2 separate regions of the Mus musculus genome follow, and region 2 is linked to region 1. Evidence: chromatin loops called from intact Hi-C (ENCODE). Cell type or tissue: gastrocnemius. All regions are shown on one strand. Links, peaks and the distances in the headings refer to the core of each region. The heading gives the core; the rest is flanking DNA.

The links. Peaks named below come from ENCODE experiments on the same cell type or tissue, not always from the same donor. Only the 100,000 strongest peaks of a DNase experiment are listed, where the experiment ranks them.
Region 2: it touches region 1 in a loop (3.0-fold over the local background); 12 of 42 quality-filtered maps call a loop at or near these places.

Annotation. Positions count from the first base shown.
Region 1 is chr4:137,840,909-137,848,575 of GRCm38, reverse strand. No RefSeq gene overlaps it. Among named protein-coding and RNA genes, the nearest start is that of Ece1, 18 kb to the left of the region's middle. In gastrocnemius, for the core only: a CTCF peak has its summit at 3,697 (motif pointing left); a DNase peak (open chromatin) is centred at 3,691.
Region 2 is chr4:138,104,710-138,112,376 of GRCm38, reverse strand. It overlaps Eif4g3 (eukaryotic translation initiation factor 4 gamma, 3), which reads right to left. Exons shown (of 35, transcript NM_172703.3): 10 at 6,941-7,063. Among named protein-coding and RNA genes, the nearest start is that of 1700095J12Rik, 30 kb to the left of the region's middle. In gastrocnemius, for the core only: a CTCF peak has its summit at 4,425 (motif pointing right); a DNase peak (open chromatin) is centred at 4,434; H3K27ac peaks cover 3,356 bases.

The DNA of each region.
Region 1 (7,667 bases), core at 856-5,855:
TTATACCCTGCTCTGAAAGTTGGATGGGGTTGGGACAGCACAGGCTTTTGAAACCTCAAGGCCCACCGCCTGTGACATACCTTCTCTAACAAGGCCACACCTCCTGATCCTCCCCAAACAGTTCCACCAACCCAGGATCAAGCATTCAAGGATATGAGCCTATGGGAGCCATTCTTGTTTAAACATCCACACCTTCCTTTCCCCAAATAGCCTCCCCTCTCCTTTTATATCATTTTTTATAACCCAGTGCATTTTACTGGTTGCTTGCCGTGCATGGTAAAGGACTTGCTTACCCAAGCACGAGTACCTTAGCAGTGAGCATAGCACTGAGAGAAACTATTTTCTCACCTTCAAGATTACTCTGTTTCATTCCTCTGTTATTTCTTTCTTCTTTTTAAAAGATTTATTGATTTTATGTATATGAGTACACTGTAGTTGTCTTCAGACACCAGAAGAGGGCATTGAATCCCATTACAGATGGTTGTGAGCCACCATGTTGTTGCTGGGAGTTGAACTCAGGACCTCTGGAAGAGCAGTCAGTGCTCTTAACCGCTGAGCCATCTCTCCAACCCTGGTACCATTCTTTGTGTCTGGGGACAAGTCCAGGATGTGGCTGGACCTGTTGGTTGTGTGGTGGCAAAGCCACAGTGCACATCTCCATTGGCGAACAAAAGAGGAAGCGTCATTTGTGACCTCAAGAATGTGGAAGATTGAGTCTAGTCTGGGGTGGGTGTTGCATTCCGGTCATGGGCCCCTGCTTCATCCCTGGTTGTCGCCAAGTTGGCGTTGCACAGCCCCGTCCAAATCCATGGTTGGCTGCACCAGGAGTGGGATGTGACCCAATTGGGTCAATCCAGTTCTGTCTCCTGAGCCGTCTCTCCAGCCCTTGCACTAAGACTTTTAATCATGCTAGAGTAACCACAGTCATCAAAACAACACACTTCCAACCTGTGACCAAAGATCATTTTAATTGCAAATTATAAAAATAGATGATTCTATGAAGTAAAAACCCTCATAATTGATATGGGGAGTGCTCTGCTTGAATACATTTCCTGAGAGAACAGCCTGCAAGGACTGGCACACACCAAGGGCCTCTGATGATCTATAAAGGCTTTGTGTTTAAAACAAGAGCAGGGCTGCGGGGCGTGAGTCAATAGTCAAACAGGAGCCTAGTGCAACACATGGGAGGCCCTGGGCTCCTTCCCAGAGACAGGAAAAGCAGAACAGAATAAACAGGAGGGCATGGACACACTGTGTGAAGCTCAGGAAAGGACAGACATACATGTGCAGCAGGGGAGGACACGGGGCAAGCCCATGTGCTTCTCAGCCCAATAGGCAAGAGTAGGTAAACTGAGTCATCCCCAAAGGGAAAGCAAAAGCCAACAGAAACATCACAGCATCTCGAAGGTCCGGGCAGCAAGGTCAGGAGTCCAGCGTCATCCTTGGCTATAGAGTGACTTCAAAGCCAGCCCGGGCTACATGAAACCCTGTTTCAGGACACAATAATACAACTGGGCAGTGGTGGTGCACAACTTTAATCGGCGCACTCAGGAGGCAGAGGCAGGTAGACCTCTGAGTTTGAGGTCAGCTTGGTCTACAGAGTGAGTTCCAGGACAGTCAGGGCTACACAGAGAAACCCTGTCTCAAAACAAACAAACAAAAAGCAAACAAATAAACCCCAGGCTGAGCAGTGATGGCATTTTAATCCCAGCACTCAGGAGGCAGAGGCAGGTGGATTTCTGAGTTCGAGGCCAGCCTGGTCTATAGAGCAAGTTCCAGGACAGCCAGGTCCACACAAAGAAACCCCGTCAAAAAATAATAAAAAATAAATAAATTTAATATATATATATATTAATTATATAGTATTTATTATATAATATGCAATTATGCTGGATGTGGTGGTGTGCATCTTATCTTAATCCGAGCACTCAGAAGTAGAGGCAGAGGGAATCACTATGAGTTCAAGGCTAATCTGGTCTATATAGCAAGTTCCAGGCTAGTGAGACCCTTAGTGTAGGTGAAGTGTGCCCCAGTGCGCCCAACCATAAACTTTTCAATGTCTCCAAACTCCTTTGTACATAGCTGGGTGTGACGTCCACAGTGCTAGAGTCACAGACCGCGTGACTGTCCCTCAGCTTACAGACACATGCGTAAGCATGGCTGGCAGGGGGCATTACTCACAAAAGGCCACTCGCTGGATGACTTCACCTACGTAAAATGTCCAGGACAGGGAGCCGCAGAGGCAGAATGCAGATTAGTGGTTGCCAGGACTGGGGTGGGGGCTGAGGTGGGGGAGGCAGAAGCACTGTAGGGAGGATGGGGGAGAGGAGGGGTGATAGAATGCTCTGGAATAAATGGTAATCCTTTGGTAACTTTGTGATGATGTAATAACCAGATGGTTCACTGGGGATGAACATGCCCAATTTGTGGTTCGTGGATGATGTCTGTAATCTTTAAAGGGTGTGTGCGCACACACATCTCTAGCAATCTTAGTTACAATAGCCCCCAGATAGAAAGTACCAAATGTCCATGTCTCATTATTAATACATAGTGAACAGGTGGTCTGTCCATCAAATGGAATATTACTCAGCCATGAAAAAGCATGAAGTATCGATCCACATTCCAATGTAGACGGCCCTTGAAAATGTTACATGAAGAGAAATAAACCAGATGAGCAGATGCCTCTAAGTGAGTTTACACAAGGAGCAACGGATGGACAGCAAGATGGCTCAGCACTTAGGTGCTTGCCGCCAAGCTGAACCACAGGGGTTTGGTTCTTGGGACCCACAAAGAGAAAAGTGACTCTCCCAAGTTGCTTTCTGACTGGCACATGCACACTGTGGTAAATGAGGGGCCCCTGGTAAATAAAAATGTAATTAACAGCTTTCAGTTGTCTCTAATAATAGGTAAGTCTGTAGAGACAGGGGTGGCCTAGGTGTGGAGAGGGAAACCAGAGAGGGCCAGGGAGTGACTGGGAAGGAGTCCAAGGTATCTGCAGGGCGAAGGTTCTGAAACTCAGCTGTGGCAATGGCGTCACAAGGACATCATGTTGTTTGCTTAAAATTATAGGTGAGTCCACACTTGGTGGTCTATGTCTCTAATCTCCTCACTTGGCAAGTGGAGGCAGGAGGCTGTGGCGATCAAAGTCATCTTTTACTACAGATTTTCAAGTCAATCTGAACCCAAACCCTCCCCCTTAAGCAAAGAAAACACTGACATTGGAGAACGAATGAGAGGGAAGAGGAAAAAGCCAGGAAATTTCCCACATGTCTGGGTAGAAGTGTCTCCCTAAAATATCAAGTTGGAGTTCGAGGCCAGCCTGGTTTACAAAGTGAGTTCCAGAACAGTCAGGGCTGTTACATATAGAAACCCTGTTGAAAAACTAAAATAAATATAATAATAATTAATAATAATAATAATAAAGCAAGTTGGGGTGATGCCTTTAACTCTAGCACTCAGGATGCAGAGGAACTATGTGAGTTCAAAGCCAGCCTGCTTTATCTAGCAAGCTCCAGGCCAGTGCAGGCTACACAGCGAGACCTTGTCTCAGAGAACAAACTAACAAACGGGAATCACTTTTTGGTCTCTTTTTTTTTTCTGGCTTCCTATTCTTCTCCCTTTCCAGGTCTGAGAGTCCAGGAAGAAACCCACACTGAGCGGCAGGGATGGCCGACAGGCTGCTGGCATAGAGCATGGCTGCCCTCTGGTGGCGACCTGAAGTGAACTCGGTTAAAGGCATTAGAGAGCAGGGGACATGCTCCTAAAGGGAGGATGGAAGCAACTTCTAGGTATCTGGTGGAAAGTGACAGAGCCAGAAGAGGACATCAGACATACCCCTATCCACCCAAACACGGATACAGCATGCACGCACACATGCACGCACATGCTCACGCACACATGCGTGTGTGCACACACTCAAGGTAGCGCTGATTCTGGTTGGCTTGGAACTCACTGTGTAGATAAGGCTGGCCTTGAACTCATAGAGATCTGCCTGCCTCTGCTTCCCAAGTGCTGGGATTAACAACATAGGCTACCACATACAGTCCCCAACTGTTTTTGTTTGGTTGATTGTTTTTTTGCTTCTAAATATAGAAATAAGATCAAGGGCTGGAGAGATGGCTCAGCGGGTAAGAGCACTGACTGCTCTTCTGAAGGTCCTGAGTTCAAATCCCAGCCACCACATGGTAGCTCACAACCAACTGTAATGAGATCTGGTGCATCTGAAGTCAGTTACAGTGTACCTATGTATAATAATAAATAAATCTTTTTTTAAAAAAAGAAGATCAAACTAGAAATCCCTCTGTTGGTGGCTATTCTGGTTTTTGCTTGTTTTTTGTTTTGGGGGAGGAGTGTATGTTTCTAGACTGAGTTTCTCTGTGTAGCCCTGGCTGTCCTGGAACTCACTCTGTAGACCAGGCTGGCCTCAAACTCAGAAATCCACCTGCCTCTGCCTCCCAAGTGCTGGGATTAAAGGCGTGCGCCACCACCGCCCGGCTGGCTATTCTGTTTTAAAACAAAAAGTCTTGTCCCTGAGTGACTCTGGAAGCCGAGAACCTAAGATCTCCAGGAAGCTGAGACAGAAGGATGGTGAGTTCTGGAGAAAGTACTTCTCTGTCCTAAACATATCCCCTTCCACACCTGCAATCCCAGCACTCAGAGGTGCTGAGTTCAAGGCTACCCCGGGTTACATAGTGAGACCTTATCTCAAAAACTGAAGGGCCTGCTGGTCATCACAAAACCAAACAACTCAAACTGACATAAAACAAGAATAAACCTGAAGCCGGGCGTGGTGGTGCACACCTTTAATCCCAGCATTTGGGAGGCAGAGGCAGGTGAATTTCTGAGTTCGAGGCCAGCCTGGTCTACAGAGTGATTTCCAGGACAGCCAGGACTACATAGAGAAACCCTGCCTCGAAAAAACAAAACAAAACAAAACAAAACAAAACAAAACAAAACAAAACAAAACAAAACAAAACAAAACAAAACAACCCTGAAACTATGCAAAAAACCGAGTCTCCCCTCTCCCAGGTGGATGGAGCTGGGTGTTGACTTGCTCACGTCAGACAGAGGTGGGCTGTAGGGAAAGCAACCATAATGTCCTCCGGGTGCTTGAGCAGGGTGGTCTGTCCTGCCTGGCCGTGCACCTGCCTCCCACAGAGGCCCATCTTGGAAAGCCATTCAGGATGTTTGCAAGCACGGGTGTGTGAACCCTCACTGCCACCGTGCCAGCAGTCTCAAATGACAACAGGTCATCTTTGTGGCTCTCCTCTGGGACCTGCATAATAAGCTCTTGAAATCTCCATGGATGGTAGAGGAGCGGCAGAATCTAGGACCCATCCAAGTCTTCCCAAGCCAGAATGTCCTGCCCAGTGGACACTCAGCCTGCCTGAGGTATTGTGCCTGCCTGGTGTGCACGGAGCCCTGGCTTCCATCCCTACCATCATGTAGACTGAAAGGCAGAGGCAGGAGGACCATAGATTCTCGCCCATCCTCAGTTACAGGGTGAGTTTGAGGACAGCCTGGGCTACATGAGACTGTGTCAAAACAAAAATAACAACCAAGCTCCTAGGATACTTGAACACACAGACACATGAATGTATGCACACACACATACACACACACACACACACACATGCACATGTGCATACAAAGCACACACTGGTAAAAGAGAGAAATCTTTGGGGCCGGGAAGATGGTCAGAAAATACTTGCCTCATAAGCATGGGGAACTGAGTTTGATCGCTGAAGTCCACATTAAAACAAAACAAAACCCAGCAACAACAACAAAACCCAATCCAGGGCTAAACAGAGATGCCCTATCTTAAAAATTAAGAGAGGGAGGGAGGAAGGGAGGGAGGGAGGGAGGGGGGAAGGAAGGAAGGAAGGAAGGAAGGAAGGAAGGAAGGAAGGAAGGAAGGAAGGAAGGAAGGAAGGAAGGAAGGAAGGAAGGAAGAACAGGGCATGGAGCAACTCTTGCAACCCCAGTGCTGAGGAAACAGAAACTGGCAGGTCCCTGGCTGACCAGCCTAGCCTACTTGGTGAGCTAGAGAGAGAGAGAGAGAGAGAGAGAGAGAGAGAGAGAGAGAGAGAGAGAGAGAGAGAGAGAGAGCGCACTGGCTGGACCTAGGTCCCCCGCACCTATGTAGCAGATGTGCAGCTCTGTCTGCATGTGGGTTCCTCAACTGATAGATCAGGGGCTGTCCCTAAAGCCATTGCCTGTCAGCGAAATATGTTCTCCTAACAGGGCTGCTGCCTTGTCTGGCCTCAGTGGGAGAAGATGCCCCTAGCAGTGCAGAGACTTGATGTGGGAGCCAGGGTGGGGGGATACACAGGGGACCTCCATCCTCTCAGAGGAGAAGTGGAGGAGGAGGAGGGAGGGACTGTGTGAGAGGGGGACAGGGAGAGGGGGCAGCAATCAGGATGTGAAGTGAATAAAAAATAAAGAAAACAGAAGGAGGGAGAAGAGGAGGAGGAGGAGGAGGAGGAGGAGGAGGAGAGGAGGAGGAGGAAGAAGAAGAAGAAGAAGAAGAAGAAGAAGAAGAAGAAGAAGAAGAAGAAGAAGAAGAAGAAGAAGAAGAGAAGAAGAAGAAGAAGAAGAAGAGAAGAAGAAGAAGAAGAAGAAGAAGAAGAGAAGAAGAAGAAGAAGAAGAAGAAGAAGAAGAAGAAGAAGAAGAAGAAGAAGAAGAAGAAGAAGAAGAAGAAGAAGAAGAAGAAGAAGAAGAAGAAGAAGAAGAAGAAGAAATGTTCCCTGAGAGGGCACCCTCTGGCCTCCGACACCACACACATTCCTGTGTACTGCCTACCATGAATACCACATACATATCACACAACAGAAAACTGCTATGACCTGACAACAGGTCATCATGTCTGAACAACAGAAATGTAGATGCTGGCATGTGTGGCTCCTGTACCTTCAGGAAGAGAAGCAGTTTGCAAAGCAATGTGCACACAGGACCGTATGTTCCTGCTTAAGCCTGTGCTTTCCTGTTTGTTTGTTTTCTATAACAATCATCCATGGCTTTTGTAATAAAGGAAGAATGGTAGTGGGGCCTTGTGGCTCTGGCCTGTGATCCCCACTACCTGGGAGGTTGAGGCATAAATTCAAGATCAGCAAGGGCGATAGAGTAAGAGAGTGTGTTCAAGGAGATCCTGGGCAACCTACTGAGAATGTTTTGAAATACAAATAGAAGAGGAAGAAGAAGAGAAAGAGAAGGAAGAGGAAGAAGAGGAGGAAGAGGAGAAGGAGGAGGAAAAGGAGGAAGAAGAAGAGAAGGAGGAAGAAGAGGGGGAAGAAGAAGAGGAGGAGGAAGAAGCGGAGGAAGGCTGCAGATACAGCTCAGGGATGAAGCCCTGGCCTAGTCTTAGTGAGGCTCTAGCTTCAGTCCTCGGTACTGAGAAAAGTAAAGAAAGAAAGCTGAGCGTGGTGGTACACACCTTTGATTGCAGCACTCAGGAGGCAGAGGCAGGTGGGTTTCTGAGTTCTAGGCCAGCCTGGTCTACATAGAGAACTCCAAGCTAGTCAGAGCTACACCATGAGATTCTGCCGAGAGAGAGAGAGAGAGAGAGAGAGAGAGAGAGAGAGAGAGAGAGAGAGAGAGAGAGAGAAGAAGAAGAAGAAGAAGAAGAAGAAGAAGAAGAAGAAGAAGAAGGAGGAGGAGGAGGAGGAGG
Region 2 (7,667 bases), core at 1,800-6,799, 260 kb before region 1:
GAAAATGACCACAACTTCTGTTCCCCCTGCTCCTGCAAGCTCTGAGATACAGGCATGTGCTACTTTGTTCAAGGAAGTTATTCTAACTTTCTAGACCTAACATGAAGGACAGATCGAATGCTAACATGAAGGACAGATGCTAATTCCTCATAACAATGTGCATCAGTTTCTGGATGGTTACAGTCTCCACTCTCACTGCCTGGCATTCTTAAAACAGGTGGTAGGGAACAGGAACTGTGCGCATGCCACCACCACAGCTGATTCCAGTGTCCAGAGGGCGTGCAATTTACTAGGCTCCATCCAACAGCTAGCTAGCAACAGCTGCTGTCACCTCGATCTCCCAGTACTACCCGTGCTGCCACTGGTGAGAGACAAGGGCAGCAGCACTCGAGAGAACTGCTTGCTACCCAAGTCTCCCTCCTCCTCCCTCCATCTCAGTTTCTGTCTCTGTCTCCCCCTCCCCCCAAGTGTTCCTGGTCAGCCTGTTTCTCTCTTCCTGCCCTTAACTGTCCCTCTCACCTCTCCCCATCTTCTTCTGCCCCCTTTCCAGGTCCCTGCTCCTCTCCCTTCCCACAATAAACCTTTAATATTAGGCCTGGCAAATTTGAGAGGGATCCCCTGGTGGAGGCCCGCCAGGAGTCCCTTACTCCTGCTCAGTGTATTTCATAACACATGTAAAGTGAAGCCTTACGCTCTAAAAGCAAAGACTAACTCACTCAGAGTTTGATTAACTGTAGTCTACAAAACTAGGAAAACAAAATCTAATGAGAATGATGGTTTCTATAACCAACCTAAAGCACACTGGCTAAACAACCTAAACACTGGCTTCATTGGCTTCTACCCAGAAGTGCAAGAAAACTCAGAATTGGTCTTAAGGCAGTGAGATTTCCTGACTGATTTAAGACAAATGGGGAATCTAAATTGTATCTGAAGATATTTTGCCAAAACTAGATCTTATCTAGTTTTGTTATCTCTTGGGTATAATCCATTCTAACAGCTATTTTAGGGGGTGGGGGGCTTGAAGCAGAGTTTCTCTGTTGTAGCCCTGGCTGCCCCCTGGCTTCTGTCTCCCAAGTGCTAGGACTAAAGGTGTGCACCACCACACCCAGTTCACAATTCACTCTAAATCCAAACAGTTAAGCATGCAACAGACACTGTTCACCATGACATTGCATTTAAACACAAAGAATGCATGCCAGCTTAGTCCTTAAGGCTCGTCATACTGAATAGTAACATTTCATTCAAGGGCTAGTACTAACACTACCATACTAACAAGAACAATGTGACTTAATTTAATAACTCCCATCTTTACTACAATCACCATTTAAAACTACAAAAATACGCTTCTCAGAAGAGAGCAACCAACTCGTCAGTGCCAAATTGGACGAGTTGGTTGGACATGGATGACAAGATCGCTACTTAAAAGTTAAAGCGGGATTTTCTTGTTTGTTTGTCCTGCCTCCTTCCTGATCGAATTACACTAATAACACAGGAGTGTACCTGTGCTGCCAACCCAGCATGAAGCTATTAGTTGTTAAAGCATGAAATGGCTTGTCGCAGATTCCATTTCCCAGAGGTGGGGTGTGTGTGTGGAGCTGTTCTGTAAGGGACAACTCCCCTATGGCTCTGGCAATTCCCCAAACTACAGAAGAAGATTTACATTCAAGATGTGCCAATGATTCCGTTTCCAACTTTTCCCTGACCTGTGCTCCTTGCCACAAGACCCTTTACCAAGTTTCAGCTATTATTTACTCGAAGGCTGATCCTAAAAGTGGTGAGAAAGGAGGGCGAAAGAAATAAAATGAACAGTAGTTTGTAAAATCTATTTGGGGGCTGGAGAATTGGCTTAGAACTTAAGAGCACTTCTCACTGTTATAGAGGAGCCACGTTCAATTCCTAGCACCCACATGGTAGCTCCCATTCCAGGGGATCCAACACCTTCTGGTCTACACATCACTGACTACACGTGGACATTTTAAAATTTTATCTATCTAATCTCTTCTGTTCCTTTTCAGAGGCCAGCTGCTACGCAGCAGGTAATTCTGAGGATAGAAACCTCTCTTGGTCACTAACCACCACCAATGGCCGAAGGGCTTGCTACTGGGGGGGGGGGGCGCGGATACCATTGCTTCTTCTCCACTGTAGTAGTTACACTGACTAGGCTGCGCTAAGAGTGGAATCTTTGTCTCTCAGGTGAAAAGCATCCGTTCTCTAAGACCTGTGCATACATCTACGTCCAAGCACGGTGACCATCTGGTGGGGCCATGGTCACAGGAAGCACACTTTCTATGTGTATGACACATAACATCTGTAGGAGGCACACAGAGATCATCTAAAAACTTACTAGGGAAGACAGCCTGTAGTTTCACCGACGCCTAGAGCAGACAGCAACAGTAAAAATTCCCTTTGCCTTCAGGTTTTCGTCATGTGGACCCCAGGATTGTTCCTGTCAATGGACCCTCAGCGGCCATCTCTGGTGACTTTCAGTGACTCAGGCCTGCCATGAGTTCCATGCAGACTCCTTCAGCTTAGCTCAGTTAAGTTCCATGTGTGGCTGTTTATGAATCCCACTGGCAGAAAAGCCAACACATCCATGACTATGACAACACACTGAGACAAAAGAAGACCTGCCTCCTTCACCAGAGTCATCTTTCCTTACTACTGAAGTCCGTGGGGAGCCTGACAGAGAATAGGCACAGGCCTTACAGAAGGCATGGTCCAGTCTTTTCACCCGGTCTTTCTTCCCCTCTCAGCCCCACTGGTTGATCTCTTTGATGCCTTCATGCTTCCTGTGACCTGCTGACCCCTGAGTCCCACACGATTTATGAGCAATGCTGTCTTGATTCAGTTATTGTGGGTTAACCTCCTCACTCAGCTGACCTGTGCACAGACCTGCAGACTGAAGCCAAGCTAAAATGTGCTGTCAGCCTTAAAAGAGAGCCTTAGAAACCACAGCAGGGGCAAAGTACAGCACTCAACTGTTTACTAACTTGTGTGTGTTATATTCCTACATTACATTTTTCTGTAAGGTATCTTTCTGTAAGGTCTGTCTGTATCCCATTCTTGAACTCCCAGGACTCTCTAATACAACCTCACCTAACCCACTAGTACCCGGTCTCTATGATCTGCCACTCTGTGTAGTCTATGCTGTACAACCCTGAACATAAACCAAGGGCAGCCTGGATGCCAGCAGTCAGCTTTGCTATGGACGCACAAGCAACTGTGTGGGACTTCAAAGGAGTTAAGTAATGGGATCCCACCTGCTATGAAGTCTGGTCAGATGCTAAGCAGGGTTAAAGCACTGCTACAATTTGTTGTAAGTATAGTGCTACATGTCTGCCATTCTAACCTTAGGAGGCTGGGCAGAAGAACTGCCATCAGTCTGGGCCAGGGCCCTTATTTCAGAAAAGAACATGAAAACAAGTTAAAGTCACCCTTGGGAATAAGCAGTTAGAGCTCTCTCGTTGGGAGCACTCCTGGTAATTAGGCAGAGACACCAAGGGTAGGATAAGTAGATTTCCTAGGAATTCCCTATGCCCCCTAGCTGTGGGGGTGCCACTGCTATCCTGGCTACCTTAAACTGAAGGGCTGTAGTTCAGTAGCCAGTAGACACGCTGCATGCCAGCAATGGCCATTTGGAACATTCCAGGGATGCCTGAAAAAAAACTACACAATTACAAAAGTCTGCCCCAGCTCTTGAACATACAGCCAACCAGGTCTGCTCCAGTTGTCAGTTTGTGCTAGCACAGACCATGATGGACTCCAGGTGACCCTGTAGCCCTTACCATCTGGGACACAAGGGGAGCACCTCACTTGCTGACCTAGCAGAAAGCCCAAGGAAGAAAGCCTGTGATTGGAATAGACATCAGCCTTTGTTTGCACGCAAGGTGAGTTGTGATTGTCTCAAATACCTCTCATCTGGATACAAACGCACACTGTTGAGGCTCAAGTACTGACTCTGCAGAGAGATGCTGTCAAGTGTCACCCTTCCTGTTGTTGTGACATTAGGTCCAATAAAAGGCTTGACAAGTTGTACCTTGCCTACTTTCCGCTGTATGGGCTGAGCTCACAAGAAAAAAAATAGACATCAAAGTGTCTTCAGTGGCAGAGTCAGTAGGCATGTCAACAGCAGGTGATCAGTTGGCAGAGCTCAGCAGAAGAGGCAAGGCAGCCAGTGGCTGCTTGGCAGCAAACGAAAAAGAAACTGGATGGTTTAAGAACAGCCAGGGCAGAAGAAAGTAAAAGAAAGATGGCAGGGGAGGGCAGAGGCTGAGCCTGAAGGATAAACACTGCTGAAGGCCACTGGATAGAGACTGTGGAGTCTGGGTACAGGGAGAAGGATAGAATGGTTAGGTCTTTATAGCCCAGAGCTGTAACATTGCTGCTGCTAAGGGCAGAGCAATCCCAACTTCAAGGCCTACATAAAGACTGCTACCACTAGAGGGCACCATCTACTCTCAAACACCCAAGGAAACAGCCTGTCAGAACCAGCTTACCCACCTACAGTTTTATTCTGGACAGCGCAGAAAAAGACCCAGACTTCTTGCTAACTGGAAACAAAAGCAGGTACACCATGAGAACAAAAACATGCTTGGCCCAACACACCAACAGAGAAGGCTGTCCTCATAGTAGCTCTTAAACTAGAAAGCCATTCAAGATGGACTGGCAGGCGGGGTTGGGGGAGCCCACACCTTTAATACCAGATCCCAGGAGGCAAAGAGGCAGACACTTTCTGTGAGTTCAGGCCAACCTGGTCTAGAGAACAAAAGACAGCCAGAGCTATAGTGTGAGATCCTGTCTCCAACAACAACAACAACAACAACAACAACAACAACAACAACAACAACAACAACAGGTGGATCCAGGATCGTGTCCTAACTTCAAATGTCTATTACAGGCCCTGTGCCGAGGGCTTTCTAGAAAGAGAACTCAGCGCCAATGTTCAGAGCCTGCAGCCTTTAGGAAAAGAACAGACTCAGTATTTTTTGACACGATATAATCTCCCTTCACCAAGTTCAGCCGTCTATGGGCACAGCTTCCATGACCTCCCAGAAATGAAGCCAGAAGCTGTAATGCTTCTGCTGTTGACTTTAAGAGGAAAAGTACACTCATCAATTAAACAGCTACGATCCATCCCACAGACTCCACGCATACACAGAGCCAAGATTTGTACGGGTGGATTCAAATGTAAGAACACAAAAGAGACAAGACTGGAGGCTCTCCACAGCAATCACTGTCTCTATCTGAGTTGTCACCCACCATACAGACACCAAGACTTGTGCTTGCGCCTGTGGTCCCAGGGAAGGGGGTAAGGACTGAAGAAGAGCTGGGAAGGCACAGGGTCACACTTGCAAGATCCGAAGACAGGAATGGGCTGGGTGCAAGAGAGCTCCACTAGTAAAGGCACTCACTGTTCTTGCAGAGGATGGAGTCAGGTTCCCAGCACCCACACCAGGCAGCTGACAACAGCCTAGAGTAACTCCAACTCCAGAGGGACACACCTTCTGGCCTCTAAGGACATCCACACACATGTTAGACATTCACATAAAAACACATACATGTATACATATATACATGATCAAAAATAAATCCTTAAAAAAAACAACAAAAAAACCTAACCAGACACACCATATAGAGAATTAAAATACAGAAAGGTACAGATTTTCAAGGTGGGAATTTCAAGTTGTCAACTACACCCTATCTTAACTGATGTTTGCAAAGAGACTAAAGGGTGCAAAGTGTGCATGTCCTCACCAACCAACTGCAAGTTCTACTCCAGCACCCGCCAGGCCGTCCGAGAGGCCACTATGTCTAGAATTATACCTGGCTGTCAATAAACCATGTATGTAGGTCATTTCCGATCTACTATCCCATTGCATGATCAATTCTGGAGACAAAACCACACTCTTAATCATTCAGACTTAAAATGTTTAAAGAAGACAATTTCAAAAATAAGTTCTGTAACAACCTTGAAACCCTCTAACCGAGGTGGCCACATACTCTTCTCTGTAATGGGGACTGCGACAGAGAGGACCATCACTCCCAAGGGGAACACAGCCCACTCAAGCCAACAGGTCACAGGTTTACGAGGGCTCTGAACTGAACTCGCTTACTCTTGGTGACCTCAATATCTCAGAGCACTTCTTTGAGGCTCTGTGGCGGTAATCAAGTCAGCGGTTGGCTACTCTGCCATGCCTTACCTCTGGTCTAATGCTCATTTGTAAATCGGCTCTGGGGGCTCTCACCTTCCAGCCATGAGAACAAACAAACAATCCCCTTAAACAGGTGCTTCTGTCTGCTGGGCTCTCGGTGACAGGTGACTGATTACGTTGGGAAGTCACCCAGTAACAAGGTAAGAAGCTTCAAACTTGGGCAACCAATTTCAATGCCACAAGTCACAGTTTGCTCAAGCCTAGCTCTTCTTGGGACTCTTCGATTTCTTCTAAGACCAAAGCCACATACTTTACCAGTCAGGCCTGACTAAACTCACAGAGCAGCCTTGGAAGCACAGCTGTGTAGGTCCTGAACGAGACTCTAACGGGGACAATCTTCTCAAGCATCCCGGCCACAACGCGTACATCCTCACTGTGACACCACCCTCTTCCACGGCACTTCATCCTAAGGCTCCACAGCGGACTCATAACTACTCACTCAATAGGGTGGCTTCCAAGGCACGAAGCACCTTTGGATAGCATGGAACAGCTCAATAGCAAGTGTGGCAGCATCTGTGCTCTGAATGCGAAGCCAACCCACAGAAAACATCGCCAGTAGGACCTGAAAGCAACTCGGGAAGAGAACCGTGTCTGTCGAAGCTTCCTGAGATACTCAGGCTCTGGACAGCTGACAGAGAGGAAAGGACAGAGTGGCTACGGAAGAGAGCGAGGAGGTCAATGAGTGAGTGCCCAGCGCCCACCGCCATGGTCATGCTCACTCTACTTACCTGAGGAGGAGTGGGAGTGGATGCGGGTCTTCCTATAGGTGGAGTGGGATTTCTGCTGCCACCTCCAGACATAATCTCCTCTGTTATGTCTTTACCTCCCTGATTTGGATCTCGAATTCTTATCTACAATATTAAATAAAATGGTAAGAGTAAATGTGGTGTCTGTGTACCAGATTTGTATACACACAGATAATATTAAATTTGTTAACTTCTACTTTAATCACAGAACCATATGTGATCATTCCAAAAACTGCAGGCACCAAGCTGTGACAATGACTGTAATGGCAGAGAAAGTAGGGCTGAGCAGGTTTGATTTCTAGGTCAAAGAAGGAAACCATCTATGTGCGTGTAAGATTGCCAAATACATTGATTTTACTCAGAGTTCTTAATAGCAACGAGAGCCACACATAGCCTAAGAATAACAAAGTGCCTGAGTTAAGTTTTTAATGCCCTAATGGTGAAGTGCAGAAAATAAAGATGCGCATTTGTATCGCAGTGGGACTCTATCTGGCTGCAGTACGCAGCTGTAAGGACAGTGGCTGTCCTGTTGCTTTGTATAAGTAAAGGCACAGACACATCACACAGGCCAAATGAGCACAGAACAGTTCAATGCTATCCTACATCTTTACAGGTAAATTAATCAAAGGACCAGGAGGAAGGATGATGCAGATCTAAATGTACTGCCACAGAAGGACTGCCAAGCTCTCTGCTAAGTTAGACAGTGGCA